2 separate regions of the Mus musculus genome follow, and region 1 is linked to region 2. A link is a contact called in ENCODE Hi-C or POLR2A ChIA-PET data. All regions are on one chromosome and are shown on one strand. The core of a region is the stretch at or near the end of the contact, and the rest is flanking DNA. Distances in the headings are between cores, read along the strand shown. Region 1 overlaps Rcan1 (regulator of calcineurin 1). Region 2 overlaps Rcan1 (regulator of calcineurin 1).

Region 1 (3,623 bases), core at 240-2,739, 41 kb before region 2:
GCTGTTCCCCCAAACATCAGTCGCATCTGGCTGGTCACACTGCGCATGCTCGGCGGGCCATGGGGCGTCTGTGAACACGTTGTGGACTGCCTGCTTCGTCCTTCCAGAGCCGCCTCCTCTGCTTCCGGCATGTGGGAGCAGTCTGTCCTCTTGATGGTGCTCCGGTGTGGTGGGTACTGCTTGGAGTTCCTAGTGTGCTTCCCCTCGTGGACACACCCTGAGTCCCTGACAGGTCTTCCTAGGCAGCTCACTCTGACCATCTTAGCTGTCCTTGTGGTGCAGGTCACTTCCCAACAGCTCAGAACTCGGTCACTCACCTCTCTCTGTTGGAATAGCAGCTGTGCCCAGGAAGTCATCTTTGTGATAACCAAGCTCCCAGCACCTAAACCCTCACCTGGTTCATGAGTAAATGTCACACTGAGAAATATCCTCCTGTGGCTCAAGCGAGTCCAAGGTGTCTCCTGAGGCTGAGCCCAGAGCTGATGGGTCCTTGCCTCATACCCAGGACACATCCAGGAGAAACTGCCTGCCTGCCTGCCTGCCTGCCTGCCAGCAAGACTCTGAGAAGCGATTCCCAGCTGGGGGTCGCCGTTACTCCCCCTGCCTCCCCCTCACATCTACCACTTTCTCCTGTTGTTCACTCCCCTGCCCCCCAACACACACACACCCGCCGCCGTGGTTAAAGGCAGTGATGCGACTGCTCCATCTTTAGGGTTGGTTCAATGCCCTGATCAGATTGGTCAGCATACAGCAGAGACCTGGGAGCTTAGAAGCTGGGAGTCTTTTCTTCTCTCCTTTCCCCTCCTCCTTTCCCTCCTCCTCCTCCTCCTCTTCCTCTTCCTCTTCCTCTTCCTCTCTGCTTCCAGTCCATCCCTTCAGTCTGAGGAATATTCCCGTGAGGAGCGCCGAGCATCCGTGTGGTGTTTTAGTAAACCCTGGCTTTCCATCTTCTCTCCTTCTGTCATTAGTTCCAGTTTCCCCTGTTGCTGAAACAGGCCAACCCACAGCGCTCCCCTGGCACGCCTGGTCTTCCCTGTCTACAGGACATTTTAGAAAGTTTTCACCTGAAACTGTTCTCCCAGCTCTCCCCCGGCCCCATTCACGGGTGTTCTCTGCAGAATGTGGCTCCTGGTTCTTTGCTGAGATTCCAGTGTGCGTGCATGCATGTAAGAAGTGAGGGTGGTTGCAGGCCATCAATTATCAGATAGGTTCTGGAGTCTCCCTGTTTGTGCAATCTTGAGCCAGTCGTTCTGTCATCCATAGAGTGGGACAAAAACTACACAGCCCTGAAGATCTCCCTGAGACCAGCACCAGGTGGGGGGCAACAGAAAGTATATGCCACCTACTGCTGGGTGCTTTGTGGGCACCACCACACCCACTGCTCCCTGACTCCAGTCCCGAGTAGCCTGTCCCTGCTGCTTTTATAAGCACTGCCTTGGGTTGCACCCCAGGGAAGGACAGGACTGGATCCCGGCCAGCAGAGTGAGCTGCAGTGATATTTTAGCATGGGCCCCAGACTGACTATTCATTCAGTCATTCAGCCCTAAGCAAGAGTGGACTCACACTTTCCATCGAGGCCGGGCCAGCCAGTTTCCGTATCAGCCAGGCCTCAGGAAGGTAGAAGGACGCCTTGTCAGTCTTTCCATTGCTGCCGGGCCTGCGTGCCAGCAGAGCTCGCTTGCTACAGGAAGTCGCAACTGTTGACCCTGCTGAACAGCCTCGCCTCTGTACACTCGATGACAGATAAGATGGCTTGACTAACCCACTGGAGCAAAACGCCAGTCACCCTTCTCCTTGGTAGTCCTTGGCCACTTCTCTTTTATTTTAAGATGTCGAGGCAATTCTGGTTATCAACATTTTGGGTCTGAGAGAACTGTGTGTGACATTCTCCCCTGGGAGCCCTGACACCTGTGATATGTGAGTGTCTGACTCTGGCTGCTGCCATCTGATTCCTCTCAGCTATCCTGGAGACAGGTTGGAAGAAAAGACATGGAAATTCCAGTGTTCAGGCTCACGGCAAACCAGCAGCCTACACAGGAGAAGCTCACGCAGCCGGGCCTGCCGGCCTCTGCTCGCCTCTTCTAAGCTCAGGGGTGTGGGTGCTCAGGTGTGTGGGTGCTCAGGGATATAGGTGCTCAGGGATGTGGGAGCTCTTGATCTGGTTGTAGAAATGCACTGGAGGGAGGTGGCAGCCTGGACCCCTGGCTGGTTTCATGTGCCCTTTGTTCTGTAAAGCAAGCAGGAGCTACCTGCAAGAGTGGGTAATGCCCAAGGAACTGTGCTGCACTAGGGCATCGTGACTGAGCTGGTCTGAGGGCTTGGTCAGTACACATGTAGAGTCATGTGTCGTGAGAAATGGCTGTCTGTCAGAGCCACATAAAGCGCTCATTCAAAACTCAGATGATGTCAAACATGTGCACTGCTTCTCAACCATCGTGTGTGTGTGTGTGTGTGTGTGTGTGTGTGTGTGTGTGTGTAGACCTGTGTATGTTCATTTAGAGGTCAGAGGTCAGCCTCAGGTATCGGTCCATAGTTGCCATTCACCTTTTGTGTTTCTGAACTGATGTCTGTTGCTAACCTGTAACTTACAAGTCGTCTGGGCTGGCAGGCAGGTGAGCTCCAGCGATCCACCTGGCTTTCCCCTTTGTGTGTGTGTGTGTGGGGGGGGGGCGGGGAAGTTCTGCAGGTCAAACTCCTACTCTCAAGGCAAGTATTTTTATCAACTGAGCACTCCCCCAGCCCAGCCATGGAATTCTTAACAGCCTCTCCACGTGGGTCCTAAACAGCAAGCCACACATCTCCCCAGGGACCCACCGCTAAAAAGCAAATCACGAAATACAATTGGTTATTCTTTCTTATTGGCTACTTATTTATTGTGACTTGATGAGAAACCAGACCACTTCTGCTGACGCCAGAGCTCCTGCAAACTTGCTGCAGCCAAGGAGATATTTCTTCTCAGGTGAAGGTGTAGAAGGTTAGGGGTTCCCTCGCCACCCTCCCTCAGGATGGATTCTTTGTGGGGCCATCTACAAAGCCTTCTCCTTCCTTTTGACCCAGTTCTCACAGAGAGACGCCACTGCGGTCAGAGCGGATGCACTTGGCCTTGGATCAAGGCTTCCCTTTCCAGCTGCATCAGTGCTGACCGCGTGCGTGCCTGGGAGATGAGAAGGTGTCCCTGGGAGACGAGAAGGTGTCCTTTGCTCTCCTTGGGCTCCTCCAGTACAGGTGATTGCCATTCATAGCAAGAGTCCGACTACCCTGTGTCTGGTGAAGGCCGTCCTTGATTTCCTACTATACAGCCAGCTTGCGTGTCCAGGGGACATACAGAGTAGGCCTGAGTCTTCCTTCCTTCTGCCCCGGCTCTTCCTGAAGGTCCCGGCTCAGTGCTCAATCAGATAGGTGAGATTTAGTTTCTAGATTGTGCCCAACCTCAGTTTCCAGTAACATAAAGTCCAGTATGACTTCATTTGCTTATTCAAATTACCTATTTTGGGCATGTGTTGGGTGGGCAGTGGGGAGCGAGGGTGGGGGGGTGTCCTGATGTGCAAGAGGGTGGCTGATGCAAGGGGCAGGCAGGATGCCACAGTTTGCATTTCCATAGCAGTTGTGTGTCTCCCAGGTCC
Region 2 (3,481 bases), core at 240-2,739:
ATTAAAGAGTTAAAGACCCCCAGCAGCACCCTGGCTGTACTCTGTCTTCTAATAACAGGACTTCCTGCTTCCATTCATTGCAAGCTAATTCTGTGGAGACCTATAAATGTAGGGTCCTGATTTTCAGCCACTGTCTCCTCCATTGTGGAACCCCCGAGAGAAAGAACGTGAAGGACAGCACAGGGTTGGGTGTTATTTGGGCACAGTTTACAGAGCACAGTCCATTTTCTCAGAAAAAGAATGGTGACTTGGCTTGTGTCTGCAGGGACTTGTGGTAGCTTGTGCTGCAAGGACTTATGGGAGCTTTACTGCAGGGACTTATGGGAGCTTTGCTGCAGGGACTTGTGGGAGCTTTGCTGCAGGGACTTGTGGGAGCTTGTGCTGCAGGGACTTGTGGGAGCTTTGCTGGAGGGATTTGCTTGTATCCTAATGGATTAGGAAGCAGAGTTGGTCCTGAAGGAGAGGTGGACTTAACCCTCAAAGGCCCTCCCACTAGCCTATGTTCCTCAGCTAGGTCGCACCTCCTAATGGCTCCTTAGCCTTCCAGAACAGTGCCACATGAGCCTGTGTTTAAACATTTCTCTTTCAAATGGCAACATAATTTCTTACTGGGGATTGCTATTGGAACCAATAGTGGTTTCTGTACAATTGAGTGGTGTCTCGGACATCCCCATCCCCTTGACTGTCTTATAATTCCCTGGAGCTTACAGTATGTTTTCAAGAGTGAAAGACCATTGTTCAAGTGCCCAGCAAGTCACTAAAGAGAGTGGCATCCCTGTGACTGGGCTCTAGAAATGAGAAGTGAATAAACACTTCTAAAGACCTGCTGTCAGAGGTTGACAGGGACAGAACTCTATAGGCAGGGCAGTGCAAGCCGTGGGATGGCCAAGCTGCCCTGCCTGTACTTACAGCACCCCACCCAGTGAGATACCCATGGGTAGTGCCACTGGGACACTAGTATTGGAGAATATCAGTATGTCAGAAGGTCATCCACATAGCTCAAACCACACAGGGCTCATAGCTGTATAGCCATAGCCTCTCCCTGTTCTACCAGAAAAATCAGAAATTCGTTTCTGCATGAAAGCTCCCAGTTTGTAAACATTAGCAACCACTTTTCTTCAGGTGATGAGGGTGGCTGCCACAGGGTGGGAACGACTAACCAGGCCATTGTGCTGAGGGAGCAAGGACAGCTCTGGGTCTCACACATTCTAGTTCAGGGCATGAGCCCAACTCTCTGACATGTAAACATCGGCTTCCCTCTGTAACTTGATGGGAGCCTCCTGGTTTCCCTAAAGTTGCAGTGGGATTGTGTTTGTCATATGACACAGTTGGCTGTCCCCAGCACTTTCCCATCATATGTCACCCTCCTGAAGGATGAGGGAGCATGGGACGGCATATTTCGGCATGCAGCGTATCGGACTTGAAAGTAGTCCGGTAGAGGAGGAAGCAGGAAGGACCTGAGGACGGGGTGTGTGCTGCTTCCGCCTCAGACCTGGAAGGCAGCCATTGGCGGTGATGGAGACAGCAGGGAAGGCCACACAGCACATTCCTCGCAGGTCCTACTTCTGAGCTGCCTCCCAGATCTGAACCTCAGTGTGTAGCCTAGGCTGTTCTGGGTCTCATGATTTAGCCAAAGATAACTGTGAATTTCTTATCCTCCAGCCTCCACCTTCCAAGAGCTGGGATTACAGGCGTGTGAGACACTGGTGCATGCGAGGGGGGGGGGTGTCAAACCCAGGGCTGAGGGGCACCCAGCCCTGAGGCTGGGTTTTCTGTCTAGTGTTGGGGAGTCACAGATTCTAGCCCGGCCTTCCTGCTCTCCTGAAGCAGCTTCCCTTCTTAGTGACTGCCAGTTCCTCTCCAGGCCTCAGTGCAGTGTCTGTGTCCCCAGGCTGCCTGAAGGAAACTTCCAGAGGTTTTCTCAATCCTGAAGAGAGCAGGAATGAGCTGCTGCCTGGGAGAGACAGGCTGAGGAGAGGCCCCGCCAGAAAGCAGCTCACACTCAGGGAGACAAAGGGATGGGATGGACTTGTTGGAAAGATTGAGTTGAGGATTGGGAAAGCCATTTGACACCTGGATGAAGGAAGACAGCCATGTGGGTGAGCCCGCAGGGGAGGTGGGTGTCAGCGGGCGTGGCCAGGGTCCCCACTGGCAGCAGCCCAGGTTTTGTGTGAGATTGAAGCATCTGCCTTTGGGTGAGACTGCATCAGAGCAGAAGGTAAAAGTCGTAGGAGCAGGTCGAGTCTGGAAAGAACAGGCAAAAGGAGCTGACAGGATGACTAAGCATTGGCTCTGGCCTTGTCATCTCTAAATCAGCCCTGCCTCCCTTAATCCGAAGTGATATCAGAGCTGCCTCCCTTAATCCGAAGTGATGGTCTCCAGGTTGTGAGAAACCTCTGACAGCCCGTGGCTGTTTCTCAAACTTTGCAAGCAGTGTTTTCCAAGAAGTTACAGGGGAACGGTGATCTTTATGTGCCCAGGAAAGATTGCATTAATAAAGAAATAGGATTCCAAGTACCGCTCCTGCAGCAGCCCTCCCCCTCCCCACAGCCCCTGCAGCAGCCCTCCCCCTCCACAGCTCCTGCAGCAGCCCTACCCTCCCCACAATTCCTGCAGCAGCCCTCCCCCTTCCCACAGTTCCTGCAGCAGCCCTCCCCTCCCCACAATTCCTGCAGCAGCCCTCCCCCTTCCCATAGTTCCTTCAGCAGCCCTCCCCCAGCTCCTGCAGCAGCCCTCCCCTCCACAGCTCCTGCATTATCCCTCAGATCTTGGTAAGCATCCTTCTGAGAGCACTGTCTATGAGTCTGCACTAACAGACTTCCAGGTGCCCTGGTTTTTCAGTTCCCTAGTGAGTTTGTAGACTGGCAGGGTAGACATATAGGGCACATCAAAAGGCTCTTGGTGGCATATTTTCTTCCCCTACTTTTCCCTCTGCTGGAGAATCAGAGAGTCTGTCTGCAGGCTCCTATGAGACCCTCTAAGCAGCAATGTCCATTTTACCTCGTAGACTTGATTCTCCTTGGAGCCCCCTGCCCCTCACCATGCTGTCTGAAACTTTTGCTAAGCTTGTTCTGGCGACAGTCTGCCTCAGAATCCTGGTGACTGACACGCACCTACTGCTCAGCATCCCAAACCGTTTTAGTATAAATTCATCGAACTCTTTTAGGGTTGGCAGCCCTGGGTAATCTGGCAAAGCAAACACCGTGGCTGGTTTCTTACAAAACCCCACGGTTGGCAGCAAGGCGCCAGGCTCCGAAATTAAGCAACATTTGTTCATCTGAGAAGACTTCCGTGTGTGTGTGTGTGTGTGTGTGTGTGTGTGTGTGTGTGTGTGTGTGTGTAGGGATTAATGTGTCCTGTTTGTTCCGGTCACATATATTGTTCATAATTACTGGCTAACTTGAATAGTACTTTGAGTAAAGCTTTCAGTGTGAAAGGTTTGGCTTAACTTGTGGACACTTAAAAGCTGACACTCCACCTA

Evidence for each region. Hi-C counts contacts between places; a loop is a spot of excess contacts on that map. ChIA-PET counts read pairs that join two places held with the same protein, here RNA polymerase II (POLR2A).
Region 1: a loop to region 2 is called in a map of heart, with 2.5 times the contacts of the local background. The contact joins two enhancer-like sites. A Hi-C loop is called at or near these places in 15 of 37 maps with a recorded cell type or tissue (CH12.LX, CH12F3, Patski and 8 more). POLR2A ChIA-PET finds 5 or more read pairs at or near these places in 3 of 5 experiments (Patski and embryonic stem cell).

What each region holds. Positions count from the first base shown.
Region 1 is chr16:92,441,820-92,445,442 of GRCm38, reverse strand. The region is part of intron 1 of Rcan1 (regulator of calcineurin 1); the gene reads left to right. It overlaps Gm41498 (a long non-coding RNA gene), which reads left to right. Exons shown (of 2, transcript XR_876260.2): 1 at 1-3,623. Among named protein-coding and RNA genes, the nearest start is that of Gm41498, 3.0 kb to the left of the region's middle. Within about 2 kb of position 1,489, at least 2 of the 3 ENCODE cell types and tissues checked have a DNase peak (open chromatin) inside an H3K27ac peak, as active enhancers do; they include gastrocnemius and heart, where a contact is called at or near this core.
Region 2 is chr16:92,401,167-92,404,647 of GRCm38, reverse strand. All of the region lies in intron 1 of Rcan1 (regulator of calcineurin 1), which reads left to right. Among named protein-coding and RNA genes, the nearest start is that of Gm29805, 20 kb to the right of the region's middle. Within about 2 kb of position 1,489, at least 2 of the 3 ENCODE cell types and tissues checked have a DNase peak (open chromatin) inside an H3K27ac peak, as active enhancers do; they include gastrocnemius and heart, where a contact is called at or near this core.